Linked DNA regions of Homo sapiens: all the other regions are linked to region 2. A link is a loop called in an ENCODE intact Hi-C map of the cell type or tissue named here. Cell type or tissue: heart left ventricle. All regions are shown on one strand.

Region 1 (8,000 bases), 330 kb before region 2:
TGACTATAGACACATTGCGAGTGTGCCCTGGAAAGGACGATTCAGCATGTTAGGCCAGAGGGGAAAGTCCCCCTCCTAGCCCTGGGAAGGAATCGCTGCTGTGAACGTACAGAGCACACACAAGGCCTGCGGACTTTAGTGGAAGCAGACTTGCCTAAAGGGCAAGGGAACCTAAGGGAAGTTTGCTGAGTCAACTTGGTGAGAAAAAGAAATGGGCTGAAAATGACACCAGGCTGAAAGCTGGGGCAGTGATGTGCCTGAGGAAGAACTCCGGTCTGTTCTGGGTGCCCCTGGGATGACCACAGTGGCCAGGTAACTGAGGTCCTGTGCTCAGGTTCAGGACCTCAGTCAGGTTCAGTCCTCAGGCAGGTTCAGGCTCTCCCCATCCACAGACCAACTTCTGCGAAGGCCAGGTGCAGTAAAGGTCTCTCAGCCTTAGCTACTGGGCCAAGGCCCATCAGTGGGTCAAGCATTTACTGGGCACTAATAAATACCGGTTGCTGTTACAGTGAGCTGTTCCTGTGACACTTAGGTTTCCCAAAAATACAATTCAACATTTGTCGTGGCTCCTTTGCCCTCTTAGGATCTATTATGTGTAAGACATTGGCTCAATGACTGGATACATCGTTTTCTTGGTGTTTTTTTTTTTTTTTTTTTTTTTTTGAGATGGAGTTTTGCTGTTGTTGCATAGGCTGGAGTGCAATGGTGCGATCTCAGCTCACCGCAACCTCCACCTCCCAGGTTCAAGCGATTATCCTGCCTCAGCCTCCTGAGTAGCTGGGAATACGGGCAGGGCCACCACGCCCAGCTAATTTTGTATTTTCAGTAGAGACCAGGTTTCTCCACGTTGGTCAGGCTGGTCTTGAACTCCTGACTCAGGTGATTCGTCTGTCTTGGCCCCCCAAAGTGCTGGGATTACAGGCGTGAGCCACCGCGCCCGGCCCATTATTCTTACAACATAACTCTGCAACATAGGTTTTATCATCCTATCTTATAGATGAGAGAATTGAAACTCAGAGAAGTTACATAACTTGCCCAAGGTCATCCAGCTCACCCTTGTCTCCTACGTGCTTTTTCCATGACTTCTAAGGAAGTAACTATTGATCCCCATATCCTCCCTCTCTCATCTGTGTTCAAGGGAGATGGCTTTGACATGAGCTCAGAAGCTCTTTGTTGATACTTCTACTGTATCATGATCATCTGTCTACATATCTGTCTCCCTTGCTAGGCTGTGAAGACCTGCAGGGCTGAGATTGTGTCTGATTACCTTTCTGAGTCTCTAGGGCTCTCTTAGGGACTCATCAAATTATATGTTGAATTAATATCTGAATGAATGAATGAATGAATATATGAATGCTGACTCATCTCTCAATCAGGGAAGCAAATGACCAGAAAGGTTCAAGAACTTGGCAGGGTACCATGGCTCATGCCTGTAATCCCAGCACTTTGGGAGGCCGAGATGGGCGGATCACTTGAGGTAAGGAGTTTGAGACCGGCTTGGCCAACATGGTGAAACCCCATTTTACTGAAAATATAAAAATGAGCTGGGTGTGGTAGTGTGCCCCTGTAATCCCAGCTACTCGGGAGGCTGAGGCAGGAGAATCGCTTGAACCTGGGAGGCAGAGGTTGCAGTGAGCCGAGATCGCACCACTGCACTCCAGCCTAGGCGACAGAGCGAGACTCTGTCTCAAAAAAAAAAAAAGAAAAAAAAAGAAAGTTTCAAGAACTTGATAAAGCTCTAGTGCTAGTTTAGTGGGCAAGAAAGGGGCTGTTGGGCTCAGGAAGGCAGTGAGCGCTGGCAGACATTGCGTGGTTTGCACGGGATTGGCAAGGGTCGGGGGCGCCACAATGTGAGTGGACAGGAGGGTGAGCTATTGGTGATGCTGAGACAGAGGCCTGCCTGCCTCACAGGACGTCTCCACTTTGTCCTAGGCCTGGCTTGAGGTCATAGACAGCTATTGTCTGGTAAGAACTGGTGCCCTCTGAAGATTACAGGCAGAGATCAGCTGCTGGGCACAAACCCCTCTGAAGATGGAGCTTTTCCAAGACCGACAACCACCGCAGAAGTGGCTGGCAAGGTCTGAGGGACCAGCTGCTCCCTGTGCATAACTGCACTTGCTCCTCTCACCAGACTTTGTTTCTCTGATCACACAGGTGTCCTCTCTGACCCACCTGCCAATAAAGGTCCAGAAATAGGTGTGAGTGGGGTCCAGGGAGAAAGCACCTTGCTGGGGTCTATGAGAAAGGGCTTGTGGAACCTCCAGGCTGCAGCAGTGTAGGTTTAGGGAGGGCAGTATTCTAGAAAGGTTACTGAACTCAGAGTCAGGAAGCCAGAATATAGTCCCCGCTCTGCCCTAGACTTGTAATATGACTTCTCTGAGCCTTAGCTGCCTCCTTTTTAAGATGGGGATAGGCCGGGTGCCATGGCTCACGCCTATAATCCCAGCACTTTGGGAGGCCAAGGCGGGCAGATCACCTGAGGTCAGGAGTTTGAGACCAGCCTGGCTAACATGGTGAAACCCCGTCTCTCCTAAAAATACAAAAATTAGCCAGGCGTGGTGGCAGACGCCTATAATCCCAGCTATTCAGGAAGCTGAGGCAGGAGAATGGCTTGAACCTGGGAGGTGGAGGCTGCTATGAGCCGAGATCATGCCATTGCACTCCAGCCTGGGTGACAGAGCAAGACTCTATCTCAAAAAATAAAAAAAAATAATAATAAAAGATGGGGATAATAATTCCTATGTCACAGGGTAGTATAGAGATTAGCAGAGGCAATCAGTTGGAAAGAACTCTGTAAAACTGCAACAGTCTCTTTAGGAGATTCTTTTCTTGCTGTCAAATTGTTTCCCTCCTTTCAATATGGAGCCATAAGCCCTACCAACCAGTGAAGTGTTTGCCCCTCACAAACATGGCAAGCAGGGGCTCCCATGGTGAAGGAAGCTGACCTCTCGGATGGTGGAGGGAGGGGAGGGGACGCTGTAGTCAGAGCAGGATGTTCAGGGCCTGGATGACTAGGTGTCTGAGCGCTGGGCATACCTTAAGCCTGCTGTCCTAGTAAGACTGTTTTAGGTGGGTCACCAGGCAGTATCTGTTCTAAGAATGCCTTCTTCTCATGTCCCCGAAACATAGAAGAGAAGCCATCCAGGTGTCTCTCTGCAGAGCCTTTCCAGAGAGAGGAGCCCGTGGCCCAGCTCCAGAGCCCGGCGGGCTGGGTGGCAACTCTCTGCACTTGTCTGAGGCAGCCTCGCCCTGCTCATGGGAGGTCGAGACCCACATGCCAAACCAGACACGCATATGGAGAAGATTAGCCCAAACATGCAAAAGAGACAGACCAGCACAGGATGAAACAGGGAAAAAGGCCGGTTTGGTACAAACCCCAAAAAAGCATACCACTCGAGCCCATCATGGGCTCAGTTATGGGCAGATAAAGCTCTTGCCAGCCCTGGTGATGGGCTGAGGATTCAGGCAGGTCATCACCTCAGGCCAACAATCACACCTGCCACGTGCTGAGTACACACTGAGAAGCCACGCTCGACTGGAGTGACACAAATTTGTTCTGTGTTCATGAGTTCTCGTCACAAGAATTCTCCTTTCACTTTCCCACACTGCTAGGAGTGGGATGTAGGAAGGATTATATTATTTGAACCTTTTTCTTTTTTTCCTTCCATTTAAAAGAAATTAAAAATAAAAACTTAAAAATAGAGATGGGGTCTCACCCTGTTGTCCAGGGGGGTCTTGAACTCCTATGCTCAAGTGATCCTCCCACTTCAGCCTCCCAAAGTGCTGAGATTACAGGCATGAGCCACTGTGCCTGGCCTGGACCTTTTCCTTGAGGCTAAAGTTTTGAACTAGTTCTGGGCTTGAACCTGGTGACCTCCTCCTGTGCCAAATAAAGCGACAGGGGCATCTGGCTGCTTGCCAACCCTCTCCCCACTCCCAAAGAAATTTTGGAAGCTCCAGTGATCATATCCTGTCAGAAACAGATCCAGAGAACAGAACGTCCCAGAATGAAACAAGGCAAAGCACTTGTCACATGCTTTGTGAAAGGAAAAACTCTGAAGATCAGCAGGAACCTTTGGCAACTGTCCAGCCAAAAAGCCCCCCTCCCACTCTAGCCCCCATCTTCTCCATCCCCTACCCCTGTGTGCTGAGGCTTCTAGGGCTGCTACTGTTTCATCTGTTTCATGTGTATTTCTCTGACCTTTCTGGGAAAATTGGAAGCTCCCAGAACGCAGGACATGGTCTTATATGCTTTTCTCACCCCTACGGAAAGCACCTATAGTAGTTTTCAACAAGGAGTTGCATTTGTTCAACAGCTCCCCTGGCACTGTGCTAGTGCACACTCACCGCCCAGAGAGGCCCTTTGGGAGGTGGTTTCACCTGACCTAGTAGAGAGATGGCAGAACTGTCACACAATGACAATGATTACAGGATGTCAACGCTGGCAGAGACCATTCACCACCATTGGCTGATTCTGCAAATGAGGAAACTGAAGCCCAGGGAAAGAAAGTTACTTGTTCCCAGTCATGCTATGGAGTACAGTGATAGTGCTGGGATTAGAACTCGGGTCTCCTCATTCCCTGGCCATTGCTGCCGGAGTCCTCTGTGCACTTCAGGTGTCCCCTGTGTGCTCACTGGTGTGTGTTTCTGAGGAATAGCCAGATGGGCAGGGGGACTCCTGGGGGCCTGTGGCTGTGGAGGTCTGAGAAGCTATGGAGTCTATAGCGTGGGAATGTGAGTCTCAGCTTCATCATGGACTTAGTCCACTGGCCGCAGAGGCACATGCTGACCTCTTTCATAAAACCTTCCACTGAGAAGAATGTCCTGCTGCCCAGGGAATGAAGGCCTGCATTTGGGGGCCCAGGCCAATTCAAAGTGAACACTTGGGAAAGTGAGAAACTACTGGCTGGGCATGGTGGCTCATGCCTGTAATCCCAGTGCTTTGGGAGGCTGAGGCCAGAGGATCACTTAAGGCCAGGAGTTTGAGGCTGCAGTGAGCCGTGATTGCGCCACTGTACTACTCCAGCCTGGGTGACAGAGCAAGACCAGGTCTCAAGAGAGAAAGAAAGGAAGGGAGGGAGGGAGGGAGGGAGGGGAGAGAAGAGGTGGAGAGAAAAGGGAAGGGAAGGAAGGTAGGAAGAAACGAAGAAATAAAAAACCTACTCTTAGCCCTTCTCTCAGCCTATGAAAAGAACTAGAAATTTCAGAGACCATCTTCAGTGAATTGAAGGCTTTTCAACTCAGAAGAGACCTCCGGGCATCTAGACTAAATTCTGTACTGCAACATTGGTTTACTTGGCAATTTCTCCCCCTCAACAATAAGTTCTGTTAGGGCAGGGACGGTGTCTTCTTCATTTTTATATTTCTAGCGCCTAACAGTGTCTGCTAAAAGGAAATTCTCACTAAATGCTCGTTAAACAGCCACTCTGAACTTCATAATCAGGGACAGCTGCTCGAAGACTGAGCAGGTAAGCGGCGTCTTGCGGTCTTCATGGATAAGTGCAGCAAAGCCCTGCAGGTAAGCTTGGAGGAGGTGAGCGCCGAGGACGAACGTAGGATGGAACCCCTTTTCCTCCTCCTCACCCTCACCCGGAGCTATTCCATAGTCAGTCACCATTCCTGCCCTCTCACTTCTGTTCTCTTCAAAAGTCTTTACTATTATTTCTGATTAGAAAAATAACAACATAGGCCGGGCATGGTGGCTCACGCCTGTAATCCCAGCACTTTGGGAGGCCGAGGCCGGTGGATCACAAGATCAGGAGATCGAGACCATCCTGGCTAACACGGTGAAACCCCGTCTCTACTAAAAAATACAAAAAATTAGCCGGGCGTGGTGGCGGGCGCCTGTAGTCCCAGTTACTTGGGGGGCTGAGGCAGGAGAATGGCGTGAACTCGGGAGGCGGAGCTTGCAGTGAGCCGAGATCGCGCCACTGCACTCCGGCCTGGGCGACAGAGCGAGACTCCGTCTCAAAAAAAAAAAAAAATAATAATAATAATAATAACATGGCCTGGATGTTTGTGTCCTCCCAAAGTTTATATTAACCCTAACCCCTGATGTTTTGGTATTTGGCGGTGGGGCACATTTGGTCACAAGGGTGGAGTACTCATGATAGGATCGGTGCCCTTAGAAAAAGAGCCTGCTTTGGCCAGGCGCCTGTAATCCCAGCACTTTGGGAGGCCGAGGCGGGCTGATCACCTGAGGTCAGGAGTTCAAGACCAGCCTGGCCAACATGGTGAAACCCCATCTCTACTAAAAATACAAAAAACTAGCCGGGCGTGGTGGTGGGCACCTGTAGTCCCAGCTATTCGGGAGGCTGAGGCAGGAGAATTGCTTGAACCCAGGAGGCGGAGGTTGCGGTGAGCTGAGATTGCACCACTGCACTCCAGCCTGGGCGACAGAGCAAGACTCCGTCTCAAAAAAAAAAAAAAAAAAAAAAGAGCCTGCGTCTTCATGCTCTGCCATGTGAAGGCACAGAAAGACGATGGCTACCTGTAAACCAGGGAGTGGGTCCTCAGCACACACCAGATGTGCTGGCATTTTGTTTTTGTTGTCTTGTTTTTTGAGACAGGATCTCACTCTGTCATCCAGGCTGGAGTGCAGCAGCACAATCAGGGCTCACTGCAGCCTTGACCACCCCTGGCTCAGGTGATCCTCCCACTTCAGCCTCCTGAGTAGCTGGGACTACAGGCGCACACCACCACACCTGGCTAATTTTATATTTTTTGTAGAGACGGAGTTTCGCCATGTTGCCAGGCTGGTCTTGAACTCCTGGGCTCAAGTGATCCGCCAGCCTCGGCCTCACAAAGCGTTGGGATTACAGGTGTGAGCCACTGTGCCCAGGCTTGCTGGCACTTTGATCTTGGACTTTGGCTTCCAGAACTGTGAGAAATAAACTTCCTGTTGTTTAAGCCACCTAGTCTATGGTATTCTGTTATAGCAGTCTGAATTAACTGACAATGGTAATTGTAAACTATTTTAACTATATAAAACCACAAAACAGAGTGAGAATTCCCTGTTTGTTTTTGTTGTTTACTTCCCCAGAGACAAGCACTGTTAATGGAGCTTTATGCTTCTACTAGTTTTTTCTTTCTCTATAGGATCATATTATACACATTGTTTTTCACCTGCTTTTTTAAAACTTAAAAATGTTATTAAGGTTTTTTTTTTAAAGCTATAGGTTATTCCACGATATGTGCATACTAAAATTTATTGTTACTCTCTCTGCAGACCAATAATTAAATTATTTCATTTTTTTTCCTTTGCCGTTACAACAGTGCTTTTGTCTATACCTTAATAATTTTACCTATATTTTTGTGGAATAAATTCCTAGAAAATAAATTGCTGGGTGAAAAAGAATAAACTATTAATGTATAATGGTTACTACCAAACTGCCTTCCAAAAAGGGTGCACCAATTTACACCAACAGTGTCTGATCAACCATTGCAAACCTTAAAGTCACACCTACCACTAAGTTCCTTGAACTGGATGTCACCTTTGTGTTATTCAGTCAGATCTTGGGCAGGGCGCAGTGGCTCATGCCTGTAATTCCACCACTTTGGGAGGCTGAGGCAGCTGGACCACTTGAGGCCAGAAGTTCGAGACCTGCCTGGCCAACATGGTGAAACCCCATCTCTACCAAAAATACAAAAATTAGTGGGGTTTGGTGGTACATGCCTGTAATCCCAGCTACTCGGGAGGCTGAGGCAGGAGAATGTCTTGAACCCGGGAGGCGGAGGTTGCAGTAAGCCAAGACTGTGACACTACACTACTCTCCAGCCTGGGTGACAGAGTGAGACTCTGTCTAAAAAAAAAAAAATTTTGCTTCATTTTCTATTTGCTCCCTCATCTCCACATACTTGCCTGTTATCTAACCCTCAATATAGTCTCATTACAATTCTATGATGTCATAAACATTTACATTTATTATATTAACTTGTAAATGTCTCCTTGACTCTGTAGTCCAATTGCCTCTAAAATTGATTTTTTAAACGTTTGTTTA
Region 2 (8,000 bases):
GGGAACATCACACTCTGGGGACTGTGGTGGAGTGGGGGGAAGGGGGAGGGATAGCACTGGGAGATATACCTAATGCTAGATGACAAGTTAGTGGGTGCAGCCCACCAGCATGGCACATGTATACATATGTAACTAACCTGCACAATGTGCACATGTACCCTAAAACTTAAAGTATAATAATAAAAGAAAAAAAAAAGAAAAAAAAGAAATTTTTTCCTAAAAAAAAAAAAAGTATAGCCACAAAATGTAAGTAACTTTCCTAAAAATCAAAATGATGTAAACTGAAAGAGCAAAGACTCTCTTCTCCTCACAGTCCCCTATTCTCCCGCCCCAACCCACGGACGCCTTCCTTCTTTTTACCCATGACTGTTAAGGATATTTTCTGGCTCTATTTCAGCATCATGACGCAGGTCATGAGAAGTGTCAAAGATGCATTTCCTTCAGATGGGAAAGAGCAACAGATTGTAACAACCATACAAAGATGGGAGTACAGTACGAAAGGGCCAAATCAGCATTTTTGACAACAGGGCAGATAAAACCTTTTCTATTCACATATACTTTATTTCCAGTTTTAAAACATTTAAATATCTATCAAAATATGCTTACATATTTTCCTCAAGATGAAAACAGGAAACCAATACTCCATTTAGCTGCCTAAATTATCAACAATTTGTGGAACAGTTTACCAAAAAAAAAGAAAAAGAAAAAAATCAAACTAAGCACACCACACGAATACTAATAGTTCAAGCCCTTCTCTTCTAAATTTACTTTTCCAAAAGTATGCCTATGACTTTACCTACGTACGTAAAACCTACTTTTACAAAAGATCCTTGACAGTAAGAACCACAAAGAGGAGTGATACCACGACCATCCCCAGTTGAGAAATAATGACTCTTCTTTCCCTGTAATTCCCTGTCAAGCCGAAACACTTTCCTAATCAGCTGGAGCACTGCCGGAAAACTATATTCATTTATGAGTACTGTCATGGTATTTTTTCCCTCATCTATGGTTTTATCAAATATAGACACATTTCAATCTGCTCCAAAACTAGACCAGAGTGAAATATTATTGAACATTAATTAAGCATTCCTTACTAGAGATGGCTCTTAACACAGAAAATGGAATGCTCTATTTCTTCTGAAGCCAACAACAACAGTGCCCATGTTAATTCCACCTTGGTCCATTCTGAAATAGTAATTTCCCTCTTGTGCCTCATTCTAGCTTCAATATTCTCACCTGCAAAAACACATCATCCAATGTTAATAACTCTTTCAATGAACCTTAAATCCTTTTCCTTTTCTCATCCTCCTCCAAATTCAAAATATCATTTACCTCATCATGGTAAGAACCATCAAAATTTCTACTTCTGTGCATAATCCTGGTATAGCCCTGATCCCTGTCTTGTTGTCCTTTTGTAGTTTACAACTATCAACTAGCAGATTTCTAGTTCCTGCTCAGATTTCAACCTCAAGACTATTCATGTCTGTTATTCTCAAGTCTGATAATTTCTAAATCTGTTCATATGGGTCAATCATTCAAACTCTGGCTACTACAAATCCTAAGAAGCCTACTCACTCTCTTCTCCCTCTCCAATTTTTCTCCAAATTAAAAAAAAAAAACATTTCAGATCTTCCTTTTGATAAGTACATAAGGAAATGAACATTCACTTCTTTTCCCAAAATTTGTTGTTCTACCCATTTGCACTTCTTTATCTGAATAAGTAGTTTTTACATTCATTCACTTCAGCAACTAAAAATTCCATCTCCAGATTTCCATAGAAATATTTTTATTTCAGTGGAACCAGACCAGAATTTCTTACTTAACTGTCCTCCTAACTAGGGAAGTAAGACAATAATCAAATGCAAACAGGTTCTCCAAATCCTCTTTTTGTTATTCTAATCACTAGACAAAAATAATGTTAACTCCTTCAACTCCTTGAAAACTAACTTCTAAGTTTATTGCCAGAAACTCTTTATTACCCCAACCCCACCCTGAACAGAGGATAGAAGAATTTCTTTGTGGGAAAACTGACCAGCGTACATGAAAAGACCTACGGATAGTGACTATTTGAGGTATGATAATAAAATGGCATTCCTACCTGATAGACCACTGATACCTATAAGGCGGTATGCCCTTCCCACATTCAAAAAGCTTCCAATCAGTTCCTTAGTATTGATTTGTTGATTAGCTGAATAAAAATGAATAAAATAAAAATGAATTATTAAATAATAGAATGTAAAAATAAAAATAATCAGCCAATGATCCATCAAGGATTCCCCATCACTGAGGTCAGTGTTTTGGTTCAATCAGTCTGATGGAGTCTAGGCCTCAGTATTTTTCAAATCTATCTAGCTTAAGTATAATGGACAGTCAAGGGTTGAAAATCACTGCTCCAGATGGGCTTGGTGGCTCACACCTGTAATCCCCAGCATTTTGGGAGGCTGAGGCAGGCAGATTGCTTGAGACCAGGAGATCGAGACCAGATTGTGCAAAATGGCAAAACCTTGTCTCGATTTAAAAAGGCAAAGAAAGGGAGACAAGAAAGGAAAGAAAAAAAAGGAAAGAAAAAGAAGGGAAGGGAAGGGGAGGGGAGGGGAGGGGAGGGGAGGGGAGGGCATAATAAAAGGAGCACAAAAAAGCTTCAAAATTTATAACGATCTCTTAAAGAGAGAAAAATATTACACATAAAATAAGAAAAGGGTGTGATAATAAAAAAAATTCAAAGAAAATCATATTAAAAAGATTGCAGAAATAAAAATGCAACAAGAAGACTGAAACATACGTTGGGGAAATTCTCATAAAGTTAAAAAAAAGATAGAAAATAGACAAGAAGATTAGGGGCTCAATGTAGAAGATACATTATTCAAGTAATAGGATTTCCAGGAAAGGGCCCAAAAAAAACCAACTGAGAAAAAAACAGAAGAGTTAAAAGAAGAGGCCTCTGGGGAATGACACCCGAGAGTGGGGAGGATAGGCCAAAAAGTGCCTCCTTTCACTATAAAATTATATTTTTGACTTTTATAATAAATGCATGTATTTCTTTGATAAAAAATAAAAATTATATTTAAAGGGTAAACAACAACAGTAAGTGTCCAATCAATGTTAATAGAAAAGAGTAGATAACTATTAGCCCTTATAATGCCTCAATGCCTCAAAAATGAAGTTTAATCACTCTGATATTATAAAGTATACAGATAACAAGTCCCTGAATAGCAACACATAGAGAATAAAAAAACATTTAGCATAATGACCCCACATACTCAAATGATATAACTAAAAAATTTGCCTCTATTCATTCAATGGTATTCACTCAGAGGAACTGGATCTGCATGTAGTACTCAGAAAGGATATTAATTGATAGTAATATATTTCCAAAGTTGAATTCTCTAAGAAGACGTTGAAGAATAAATCACAGAAAACATAATAAAAAGGAAGAAAGGCTATTTAAGATCTGATAAGACATTAACATCCCTAGTACCTCAGGTTCATGCCAGGGTTGCCTTGATTACAATGAGAAAATATTGCCCTCTAGAGGCATGTCTCATTAACCATTTAAAAATAAAACTATTTTGAAATCTGGAGTTTATGATTTGCCCATGTAAAAAATACATAGAAAAGAAAAAATATTTCCACAAGCAGTAAAAAGCAAAGAAGAAATTCTGGATTAGTTTCAAGGGATAACTACATCATCTGGCATTTATTTAAAGGCAAAACTTACAGAGAAAAGAAATGTGTTATATCCAAAATGAAATACACAAAAATATAAAATATCTACATAGAGTTTATTTAGGTTTAAAATATTTTTAAATTAATTTTCATAGCACTAAATTTTAAAGTATAATTTAGAGGCAATATAATATCAGGTTTCCTTTAAAATATATCCCACTGGCAATTTTATTTCCCCCCAAAACTACGTTATCTATACCTTTCTCTCAATTTTACTGAGAACCTAAAACTTCTCTTTAAAAACCTATTTAAAAACAACAACTGTACAATCTTCATTTAATAGCTTCTTCCATTAATGATTCTGAAATGAAAGCATCTTGTTTTCAGGAAGGTATTATGAGGTCACTCTTTTCTATCCACTTTCCCTAACAAACTCATCTGCTCTGTCTTGAGAAAATAGTAAATGTTAAAACTAGCAGAGTGCTATAGCAACATTTTTTTTTAAAAAAGGTGATAAAAGAATTTGAGAAAACAAATTCACCAGGAAAACTTTAAATCTGAAAATAACAAATGAAAAACAAAACTGCATTTGAGCTAAAACAATAAAGTACACATAATCAATAAAAATCCAGGTACTAAACTAAGATATCCCCCCACAAGATTTTTCTCCATTTAACATGTTTATACTATTTATATACTCTATGTCATATGAGGCATAAAATCTAAAGCAGAGCTACAGTGCACTTGATTGATTTTTCTTGGCAAAAATTAAAACATGCACATGGAAACTTCAATCCACAAGTAAACAGTGATGTGGAAAGAAAAGTCAAGAAACATCACATTATCATTGATTCTCTTAAGTAGGTGAAACTATATAAGGCTGAAATGTGTGGTTGCTTTGTATTTACAATTGTGATGTGGTCTGTATCAAGAAAACTACTGATCAACGTAAGTTAAAATTACAATAAACCATCAAATGAAAGCTATAAACAGAGTCTTTGAGTGGTAAAAGGAATGCCTCATACAGATGCTAAAAAGAAAAGTGATACTTCCAGTTTTGTAAAAGCACTTTACTGAAATATGGAGGCTCCAAGTCCAAGAAATGAGAGGCTTTGTACAAAGGTCTCCGAGTCTCATCAACTACTTCCATTTAGAAAAAGCAGAATCTAGAATTCAGATGCCAAAAGCTGTGACTCAAAGATGACCCCTCTGAGGACGAACAAGTTAATAGGAAAGGAGACACTTGCAGGAACTCTAGAGAACTGCAGAAGTGAATCCAAGATCTGTTTGTTAACTCAATGGAAATTGCAGGAAGAAAACAAATTCCTTCTAAGTCCCATGACACAGTGAACTCTATATTTTTGAACCTAAAATGGAAAACTAATTTGCAAAATTAAGAAATGGCAAAGGCTCAAGAATAGGTGTACTGATTTATAAAACCATATTTCCTGATGTATACAATTAAAATGAGCAAAAACCAATTAAAATGATAATACTACCATCACTTTTGGTTTTGCATTGGTGTAGCAATGTAGCAACTGAGCTTATCAACATTGAGCCTAGTATTGTTCTAAAAGCCTTTAAAGAATAAGTTCACAATTATTATATTTAATTTACTCATTATTTAGTGAATTACTCATTTATTCTGTTTTCTGGATAACAGGTACTGTACCAAAATACGAAAAATGAATCAGTTCTATAGACTCTCACATTAACAGCAGTATCAATAATGATACTAATGATAGAAACTACAGTAATCCTCTACTGAATATTTGATATGTGCCAAACACTATTTAAAGGGCTCTGATTCTCATAGTTACTCTATAAGATTGGTAATATTATTATTCCAATTTTACAGAAAGAAAAGTGAGGTACAGATAGAATAAATAATTTGTCTAAGATTACAGAGTTAGGAAATCATGGAAGATAGATTCTACCACCAGGAAGTCTGATTCCAGGTCCTCCAATTTCCTCACCAAGAAAGTTTTAACTTAGTAATCAGTAGCATCAAAAATAAAAGTAGACTCAAAATAGTAAGAGTCATCTACAACAAACTCATAGCCAACATCATACTGAATGGGCAGAAGCTGGAAGTATTCCTCCTCAAGAACTGGAACAAGACAAAGATGTCTACTCTCACCACTCCTATTCAACATAGTACTACTATAAGTCATAGCTGAAGTGATTAGGTAACAGAAATAAATAAAAGGCATTAAATGGGAAAAGAGAAAGTCAAATTATCTCTCTTTACCAACAATATGATTCTATACCTAGAAAACTCTAAAGACTCCTTAACCTGATAAATTACTTCAGTAAAGTTTCAGGATACAAAAATCAGTAGCATTTCTAGACAACAATAATATTCAAGCTGAAAACCAAATAAAGAACGCAATCCCTTTAAGAAAAGCCACAAAAAAATCCATAAAATACCTAGAAATACGTCTAAGCAAGAAGGTGAAAGACCTCTACAAGGACAACTACAAAACACTGCTGAAAGAAATCACACATGACACCAGCAAATGGAAAAGCATTCCATGCCCATGGATTGGAAGAATCAATATTGTTAAAATGTCCATTATCACCCAAAGTAATCTAAAGATTCAATACTATTCCTACCAAATTACTAATGTCATCTTTTCACAGAATTAGAAAAAACTATTCTAAAATTCATGTGGAATCAAAAAAGAGCCCAAATAGCCAAAGCAATCCTAAGCCAAAAGAACAAAGCCTAAGACATCACATTTCTTTTTCTTTTTCTTTTTTTTTTTTTTTTTTGAGACACAGTCTCACCCTGTCGCCCAGGCTGGAGTGCAATGGCTCACTGCAACATTCAGCTCACTGCAACATTCAGCTCGCGGGTTCAGGTGATTCTCCTGCCTCAGCCTCCTGAGTAGCTGGGATTACAGGTGCACACCACCACACCCAGCTAATTTTTTTTGTCTCTTTAGTAGAGACGGGGTTTCACCACGTTGGCCAGGCTGGTCTCGAACTTCTGACCTCATGATCCATCCGCCTTCATCTCCCAAAGTGCTGGGATTACAGGCGTGAGCCACCGCGCCTGACCTGAGACATCACATTTCAAACTGTACTACAAGGCTATGGTAACAAAAACAGGATAGTATTGGTGCAAAAATAAGACACATAGACCAATGGAAAAGAACAGAGAACTCTGAAATAAAGCTGCACTCCTACAACCACCTGATATTCTTCGACAAAGTCGACAAAAATAAACAATGGGGAAAGGATATAACTATTCAATAAATGATGTGGAGAAACTGGCTAACTATATACACACAGAAGAATTAAGCTAGGCTCCTACCTACTCACCACATACAAAAATTAACTCAAGATGGATTAGAGACTTAAATGTAAGACCTGAAACTATAAAAATTCTAGAAGAAAACCCAGGAAAAACTCTTCTGGACACTGGCTTGAGCAAAGAATTTATGACTAAGCCCTCAAAAGCAAATGCAACAAAAAAAATTGACAACTGGGACCTAATTAAACTAAAGAGCTTCTGACTATCAACAGAGTAAACAGACAATCTACAGAATGGGAAAAAAATACTACAAACTATGTATCTGAACAAAGGACTAATATCCCAAATCTATAAGAAGTTTAAATCAGCAAGCAAAAAACAAATGACCCCATTAAAAGGGTCATTTAGACATGAACAGACACTTCTCAAAAGAAGACATACAATGGCCAATACACATATAAAAATGCTTATCACTAATCATCAGACAGATGCTACAATAAGGTACCATCTCACACCAGTCAGAATGGCTATTAGTAAAAAGTCAAAAAACAACAGATGTTGGTGAGGCTGCAGAGAAAATAGAATACTTATGCACTGTTGGTGGAAATGGAAACTAGTTCAGTCCCTGTGGAAAGCAATTTGGAGATTCCATAAAGAACTAAAAATAGAATTACCATCTGACACAGAAATCCCACTACTGGGTATATGCCCAAAAGAAAATAAATCATTCTTACAAAAAAAACACATGCACTTATATGTTCATCGCAGTTCTATTCACAATAGCAAAGACATGCAATCAACCAAAGTGCCTATCAATGGTGGATTAGATTGTTTAAATGTGCTACATATGTACGACGGAATACTATGCAGCCATAAAAAAAGAATAAAATCGTGTCCTTTGCAGCAACATAGGTGCTGCTGGAGGTCGTTATCCTAAGTAAATTAACACAGAAACAGAAAACCAAATATGTCATGTTTTCACTTATAAGTGGGAGCTAAACATTGGGTGTATACAGACACAAAGATGGGAACAATAGACATTAGGGATTCAAAAGTGGGGAGGAAAAGGGTGGGG
Region 3 (8,000 bases), 310 kb before region 2:
TTTATTAGAATAGAAAGCTCTCTGAGGATTTCAAGTTCAAAGGGTCAGAATGATCCTGAGCTCTCTACATATTGTTAGTATTCTCTGACCCTGGCTACCTACTGGGATCAGCATGTGGAGAAGCACTGTAGCGAGGGGTGTAGGCCCGGGGTAGAGGGAGAAAAAGGAGTTGCGAGTAACTGTGCATTCTCCCAATCTTGGAATCACAGATTTGGAAGTGGAAGGGCTTTAGAAATCCTCTAGCCCTTACCCAGAATTGTACAGAGCAGAAAAATGAGGATCAGAAAAGAGAATGAGCTTGCTCAAGATCACATGGCTTCCTGGCAGAACCAGGTCAAACCCCAAGTTTCACGATGCACAGTACAAAGCTCCTTCTATGTCACTCCGGGAGTGAAAGCAATTGCTGAGGTGGTCAGCTAGCACATGGCCAATATAGCTGCGGCTATTATCATACCAACGGGAAGGAAAGCACTCTCCAGCAAGGGCCAAGAGAAATTACAGTTAACATTTAACATGATGGGACCAACTTCAAAGACACGCCAGCTGGACTCTTAATAATGGGAGATGAAACTGCTAACCCTAGCAGAAAGTTGCAGGTGGACAACTCTGGCTGGAAATAGCACATGTCCTCCGAGCAGGAGTGCTCTTCAGAAACCCCAACACAAGGCTGCTGCCTCACTGCAGGGTGGGGAGAAACACGGGAAATAACCCGTCATCTGTTGGCAGTTCCACCTGTGATTAAGCGGTGTGTCCCTTGTTAATGCCATTAAGACACTTGGAAATGCCCACATTTGTCAATTAGGGGGAGGGGGAAGAGGGGCTGCTGATGTCACTGGGAGAGGGAGATGGTGCCGTCTTCAAGAAAGACTACATTTGGTTCTAACAGTAGGCAGGGAAGACAGGAGAGGGCTGCTGCTCCATCGCCACCAAGGAGTGCAGACAGGACACTGCAGATTCTGGAGCCTGAGAAGAAAGTTTCCAACTGAGAAAAGTCAGTTAATTTTGGAACTTCTATTCCTGCCTAGATGGACGTCACCTGTAGAACCCTCAGTAACTTTGGGCCACAGCTTATATCTTAAATGAAGAGCTGATTCCACCTTGCAGAGAAATAGTCCTAGCCATCCTTTTTTGGTGTGTTCTAGTCGCCTCCCAGGGCCCTGACTCCTGGTGTGATGGTGGCGGGGAGGAGCCGAGGAGCGGCATGTAGCTCTAGCAGGAGAGGCGGCCTCTGGCCCTGCTTCCTGCACAGCCTGGACACCTGCAGCACAAACCCTGTTCTTGCTGTGCTTTCACTGTTGGTCCTACGCGTTACGCCTGCCAGAACAGCTTGCGTATGGCATTCGTTCAGGCTCTGCCTGGACCCCCACCCACAGACCTCACCAGGGACCTCTGTTCAAGTCTGCCCTCAGGTGGCTAAAAGGGAGGAGATTCCACATCAGGCCTCCCATGGCAGGGCCCTTGGCTGGCTCTGACACCGTGTCTCTGCTCTAATTACTAGGCTTCTGTCCTATCCCTGAGGTCAAGTTCCCCAATCTGGGTATTGGGCCCTTGCCTTGATGGGCTTTAGTTCTTAGGAACAACTGTGCCCTACTTACCTTGCCAACTACTACTCTCCCACCCCACCCAAATCGGTCTTGTCTCGCTGAATTCTCAAGGTGCTATTGAGGCCTCACTGCCAGTTGCCCCTGATGGTGCTACTACCCCACTGACCCAGGTCTCTACGCCGAGCCCTCTCCTAGAGTGACCTCACCTCACCGTCAATGAAGCCCTCCATGTTGCCATGAGCTGCATTTTCCTGGTCCAGGCCCCAAACACCAGGAACTGTCTGGTTCTCCCGGCTTGACTCAGCCCAGCCCTACAAAGCAGGTGTGTGGGAAAGGCTTGTTTCCCAGTAAAGGCAATACACTGCCAGTAGATGAAATAATTAAAGCATATGACCTGTTATTTAAGAAGCATGCCTTTACATTGTTTTATTCTATCATACTGTATATTGTGTGTCCTGGGTGGGCTCTGGAGGAGTCCCCTCTCTCTGGCCTTTCTACTTTGTCTCAAGCTAGTGAGGACAGCAAGAAGACGTGGAGCAGGAGTCTCTTAAAAGCTTGGCAATGAAATGCTCAAATTGATCAAATACCTAGGGCATAAGAGCTAAATATAATATGATGGATATAATATATAAGTATACTAAATTTGGATAGAAGACACTACTCTTTAGAACCCTAAACTTTTTTAAGAAAACAAAGCAGTGAACGGAATTTTTGTATATGCTACACCTATCTCAGAACTGTTGAAGCCTCCCGAACTCTAATAGTACCATCAGTGTCTGAGGTGAGAGGGAATTCTGGATCATATAGTAGCCATTTTACAGAAGGGCTGGCAATGGCTGGAGTTAGCCTCTTGCACAAATCGATCAAATACACGAGGAATTCCTTAGTGGGGAAACCGCTAAACATAAATTGCAACTGTTAATTTAATAAACCTACATGGCAGGAATTATTGTACATGACCCCGAGGAATCTAGCACAGCACATACAGTTGAGCAGATGTTTGACTAAAAAAGGAAGGAGCCACATCATTCCGAGGGCATGGATTTCTTTTCCAAAGAATTCATACCTCTTCTTTTCCTTTTATTTTATCCTCCTTCTCCTTCCCTCTCTCCCTCCCTCTAACCTTTCCTTTATTTTATCAGATACCAGCTGCAGGCCCCTCTGAGTCTGCCTAGCAGCGAAGAGGAAAGCTGTGCAGAGGGGTGCTACTGCAGGGGAGCTGTGGAAGGGACGCGGCGGCATGTGGAGGCAAATAGGAGGGCAGAGGTGCTGGGTGAGGGGCATGTCCGGGGACATCTCAGGGACCAGTACCAACAAAGGCATGGGGCATGAACATCATCTCTTCTGCTGCTCTAAGAATGACATCTTAGGCTTTCCTTAAAAAAGACGTCTCCCACATTCAGCACACATTTACTAAGTACCTGCTATATTACTATTAATATTATTATTATTGAGATGGAGTCTCACTCTATCACCCAGGCTGGAGTGCAGTGGCGTGATCCCGGCTCACTGCAGCCTCCACCTCCTGGACTCAGGTGATTCTCCTGCCACAGCCTCCTGAGTAGCTGGGATCACAGGCATGCACCACCATGCCTGGCTAATTTTGTAATTTTTAGTAGAGATGGGGGTTTCGCCATGTTGGCCAGGCTGGTTTCGAACTCCTGACCTCAGGTGATCCACCTGCCTCGACTTCCCAAAATGCTGGGATCAAAGGTGTGAGCCACCACGCCTGGCCAGCACCTGCTATAGATGGTCACTATCCTAGACACTGGAAAACACACATGAAAAGGGAAAATCCTGGTCCTAAAGAGGTTCAGTGAGATAGAGAAGTAGGTAGGTGGACAATAGAGGTGACTTTAAGATGTCAGCTGTGGGTCCCTCTGAGCCTGGCTAGGAGTAAAGAGGAAAGCTGTGCAGAGGTGTGCTACTGCAGGGGAGCCGTGGAGGGGACGCAGCGGCATGTGGAGGCAGATGGGAGGGCAGAGGTGCTGGGTGAGGGGCATGTCAGGGGACATCTCAGGGACCAGTACCAGCAAAGGCGTGGGGCATGAAACGGGGGGTCAGTCAGCCTGGTCACATTCCAGGACCCACATGGGGAAGCATCGATGGGTGAGGCTGAGGCTGTAGAGTCCTTGGGGACAGGAAGAGGCACCCCAGCATCATTGGGGTTCACTGGCCCATACCTGGGCTTTGCCATTAACCAGCGACGCTGTGCAACCTCTTCCATGGGCTTCTTTGCTCTAGGAAGCCTGAGGCGAAAGCAATGGCACCGCTGCCAGCTAGCGTCCGCTCCGAGACTGCTCTGCATGCCCTCCCGTGTCTCAGAACAGGAGTGCGTTGGCTGGGCGCGGTGGCTCACACCTGTAATCCCAGCACTTTGGGAGGCTGAGGCGGCCGGATCACCTGAGGTCAGGAGTTTGAGACCATCCATCCAGGCCAACATGGTGAAACCCTGTCTCTACTAAAAATACAAAAATTAGCCGGGTGTGGTGGTGGGCGCCTATAATCCCAGCTACTTGGGAGGCTGAGACACGAGAATTGCTTTAACCTGGAGGCGGAGGCTGCAGTGAGCCGAGATCACGCCACTGCACTCCAGCCTAGGTGACAGAGCGAGAATCTGTCTCGCGAAAAAAAGAAAAAGAAAAGGGAGTGTAGGCTGAGCAGTGTGGCGTGTGGAGGAGACTGCCCCTGGAATGCTGGGGAGAGGATTCAAGGCATTTTCCAGGCACACTGTTCCTCGGATGGGTGAAGAGGAGTTCCAACATCAGACAAGCGCGGTGACTGCTAAGAGCATTCAAATTTGGAATTCCCTCTGGTGGCTGAAATCAACATTTCTCACAAAGGAAACCTGGACAAGTCCGATCTGTAAAGAGCATTATCCACTCCCTGTGTATAGTTTATTGGTCCAGAATATCAGGTTAGCAAGCTGAAGTAATTAAACATCAAGCCAGCTGTTTTAGGCAATTAGGTAACATTTTTCATTTAGGAGACCACACAACAGAGGGGAGAGAATAGGGAGATAAGACCTGTGTTTTGATTTACTAAAGTCTCTGCTGCAGATAAAGCCCAGCTTTTTGGAACCCTTCAGGCAATTACTATTTCAGGCTTGGCAAGCACTTGAGTCTGAAAGTAACTATTGGGCTTGTCTTGGCAAGACTCAAAGTCACTGTAGCTGTAAGGTTGTCCCAGGCAGCGGTGGAGGGGAAAGTCAGTGGCAAGAGGAAGCCAGGAACTGTAGAGTCATTAGGAGGGCTGTTGCAGGCTTAGAGCTCAAAGGAGGCCAAATTCAGTTCTCCCACAACATGTTCTTAGAGAGGGAATGCGGTCAGATGGTGAAGGCCCAGGCCTGCTGGGCGGGATTCTGCGGTTCCCTTTCTGGCATCTGTACTTGTCAGCTCTGTGGGCACTGTTTACACTCCCTGCCTCAGTATCTTTTCCTGTAAAAGAGGAGAAGGACCGAGGGCTTTTAGGTTTGTGGGAGCAAAGGGAAGAGGTGCAAATGGCAGGCTGCTAATGGTGCCAGCTTAGTACAAAGGGAGAAGAGAATGCGGACATTACAAGATCAAAACGTGAATCTCCTCCCTGCCACGAACTGACAAGGTGACTCTGCTCAAGTCACTTCCCCAGTGTGTGCCTCGGTTTCTAAAGCATCAAACCAGGGAGCTGGACTAGGCTAGATGATCCCTAAGGCCCTTCCAGTTCTGACATTCTACTATCCTAAGATGCCAAGCAAGATAAATTGTTGGGCAGAAGGCAAGTAAGATTTTCTTTGAATGGAAAAGAGGAATGGCCTGTGTGCTGCCAGCCGGCTTCCCCCACGAGACTCTGGAGCCAGCACTAAGTATGGGGCCGGGCGAGTGGGGCTGGTGGAGGAGACAGCAGGCCCACGTGTGGTCACTGGCTCCGCGGCATTGAAACATCTCTTGCTTGAGCTCTTCCACTTAATTGGGAGCTTGCCTTTCCAGTTGTATATTTTTATCCTGTGCCCTGGAACCCAAACCATTAGCTTTGTAGCCAAAGGCTGCTTCTTGTTTAATCGTTAACTGCCTCAGCCTAGAGGAGCTGTACCCTGGCCGGAAAGTCCTCCTCCAGATGCTGTACCTCTTCAGCGAGCAGGACCCGAGGGAGGACGCCGAGCTGGACCCGAGTCCAAGCTCTGTCCTCCAGCCTTGGAAATAAATCCCCTACATTGTCTGGCCCACACAAATCCCCGTTCAGCCAGGCCTCTCCTGTGGGGTTATTCTGGTAACAAAATGCTTGAGATCAGCAATTCTTTTCTACTCTTACCCGCTCTCAGAGAGGAGCCAACTGGGCTATTCCTTAGGCTCCACTTTCTGTGTCTGAAATGTGGTTGAAAACTAATATTCCAGATGTTTCCTCATATTTTAAGTAGAACCGCAGATTAAGCTTCCTATAGGAAGGTAGTAGGGCATGGTGGAGGGAAGACAGTCTTTGGAGTAGAATCATGGTGGTGTAATCGTGGCCACACCCTTTACCAGTTATATGGCATTGAGAAAGTATTGGTTCTTTGAACCTTAGTTTCCTCTTAGAGCAAAATAACAGCATTCGCTTTCTCTACCTGGCAGTAATTGCCATGAATCCAAAGACTGTTTTGGTCATCACTATGTAGTCTAAGCCTAACACGGAGTAGATTTCTCAATCAATGCTACTGAGTCAGTGATTAAAAACCTCACGGGATTTTGAGGCGATCAACGAGGTGAAAGATGGGAAGTGTCTAACTTTGTACCTGGCACTTGGGAAGTGCTTATTCACAGGCTGGCAGTGCTTGGAGACACATTTCTTCTAACTGAGTGAGGTGGATGCTCAAAGGGGAATGCAAGTCTTCGGTTATGCCCACTTAAGTTGTGAAGAGGCCATCTTGTGGGAGAAAGGGCAGGCACTTAGAAAGCTCTTTGGTTGTAACCAGTCCTGACCCCGAGGCTACTGCTGAAGCTCACGCTCTGACAATCAGATACAGAGCCACTGATGTCCCCGATGGTGGTAGGAGGCCCTGCAGAAATACCGATGGCTTCCTGGCCTTTAGGGTCTTCCAAGGAGATTCATAAAACTAGACCAGGGCATGGAAACCAGCATCCCGAGGGCCCCTGGTACACTAGACTATTGTTCCAGGACAGAAGCAACTCAGATCAAAATGGTGAGTGGGATTTTCCTTGCATTGGCCACAATACATATGTTTGTTCAAGAAAAAAAAGTTGGAGCAAGAAGACATGAACGTCTGCTGTTAAAGAAAAGCCTGTTTGTGCCAGCCACAGTGGCAAGATTGTTCGGAGAGTCCATCCTGAAAGTCCAATTACCCCAACAGCATGGCCAAGGTCAGTGTCAATTTGCGGTGTGCCAACTGCTCTAGCCACTTCAGTACCAGATGTGAATCACACAGGGGACCTGTCTTTCGGGAGAACTGGCATCTACTGGACTTGCTAGCCCCTCTGAGCTGACACCCTCCCCCACTCCTTGCTCCCTTCCCCTTCCTTGGAGAGACCTGTCTAACAGACCCTCCCACAGAGAGCAAATAAGCACAACATGCAGAATCCCAGACTTGCTTATGGAGAGTTGGATCCACTGTCACCTAGGGGGTGAATGAGGGAGAACACTGGGACTCGGCAAGGGCCAGTACCTCTTACTGACGGCCTAGGGCCCACATTTTAGGAGCAAGAGATCAAACGATTCTCCCCTCCTGTTTTGTTTCTAATAGGACACCCAGAAGCCACAACAATCTGCAGAAGTACAGCCTGATGAGGTTGAGATGTGGCATGACCTACTTACCTCACATTTGACTTAAAAACGTATCTTTTCAACACAGGGTGCCAAGATCCTTTCTGTCATATATATATATGCTTTTTTTTGAGATGGAGTCTCGCTCTGTCACCCAGGCTGGAGTGCAGTAGCGTGATCTCAACCCACTGCAACCTCCGCCTCCCAGGTTCAAGAGATTCTCCTGCCTCAGCCTCCTGAGTAGCTGGGACTACAGGCGCCCGCCACCATGCCCAGCTAATTTTTTGTATTTTTAGTAGAGACAGGGTTTCACTGTGTTGGCCAGGATGGTCTCGATCTCCTGACCTCGTTATCTGCCCGCCTCGGCCTCCCAAAGTGCTGGGATTACAGGCGTGAGCCACCGCGCCTGGCCTCTGCCCTATATTTTAAGGGGATTTAAGAGCAACAATTTACCCCCCAAGTTCTTCAAGCAGCCTAGAAATTAGTACATACTAATTTCTCCAAACACTGAATAACATGTCCTAATATGGATTTAAAAAACAAATATCCAAATGTTTCACAGACCAAACAGCCTGACTGGAGATCTCTAATTTGGACCGTGCTGTGAAGGATGTAACTCCATCAACCACAGCAAGATCCAATCTTGGAGAGGTGCCCTCACATAGAATCCCCAATGTCTGATGAGGCTGGAAAGTTTTTCAAAAGAAAGTTGGTTTTAAATTA

Evidence for each region. A loop is a pair of places that touch in the nucleus more often than their neighbours do. Peaks named below come from ENCODE experiments on the same cell type or tissue, not always from the same donor. Only the 100,000 strongest peaks of a DNase experiment are listed, where the experiment ranks them.
Region 1: it touches region 2 in a loop (2.2-fold over the local background); 6 of 110 quality-filtered maps call a loop at or near these places.
Region 3: a loop joins it to region 2, with 2.3 times the contacts of the local background. A loop is called at or near these places in 2 of 110 quality-filtered maps.

What each region holds. Positions count from the first base shown.
Region 1 is chr17:61,327,328-61,335,327 of GRCh38, reverse strand. The region is part of intron 22 of BCAS3 (BCAS3 microtubule associated cell migration factor); the gene reads right to left. Among named protein-coding and RNA genes, the nearest start is that of TBX2-AS1, 68 kb to the left of the region's middle. In heart left ventricle, no CTCF peak of the experiment used is centred here; a DNase peak (open chromatin) is centred at 3,919; H3K27ac peaks cover 1,689 bases.
Region 2 is chr17:60,997,988-61,005,987 of GRCh38, reverse strand. The region is part of intron 15 of BCAS3 (BCAS3 microtubule associated cell migration factor); the gene reads right to left. Among named protein-coding and RNA genes, the nearest start is that of BCAS3-AS1, 130 kb to the left of the region's middle. In heart left ventricle, CTCF peaks have their summits at 3,531 (motif pointing left) and 4,933; a DNase peak (open chromatin) is centred at 337; H3K27ac peaks cover 1,713 bases.
Region 3 is chr17:61,311,302-61,319,301 of GRCh38, reverse strand. All of the region lies in intron 22 of BCAS3 (BCAS3 microtubule associated cell migration factor), which reads right to left. Among named protein-coding and RNA genes, the nearest start is that of TBX2-AS1, 84 kb to the left of the region's middle. RefSeq lists an enhancer at 3,825-4,326. In heart left ventricle, a CTCF peak has its summit at 4,366 (motif pointing left); DNase peaks (open chromatin) are centred at 3,853, 4,878 and 5,654; H3K27ac peaks cover 2,438 bases.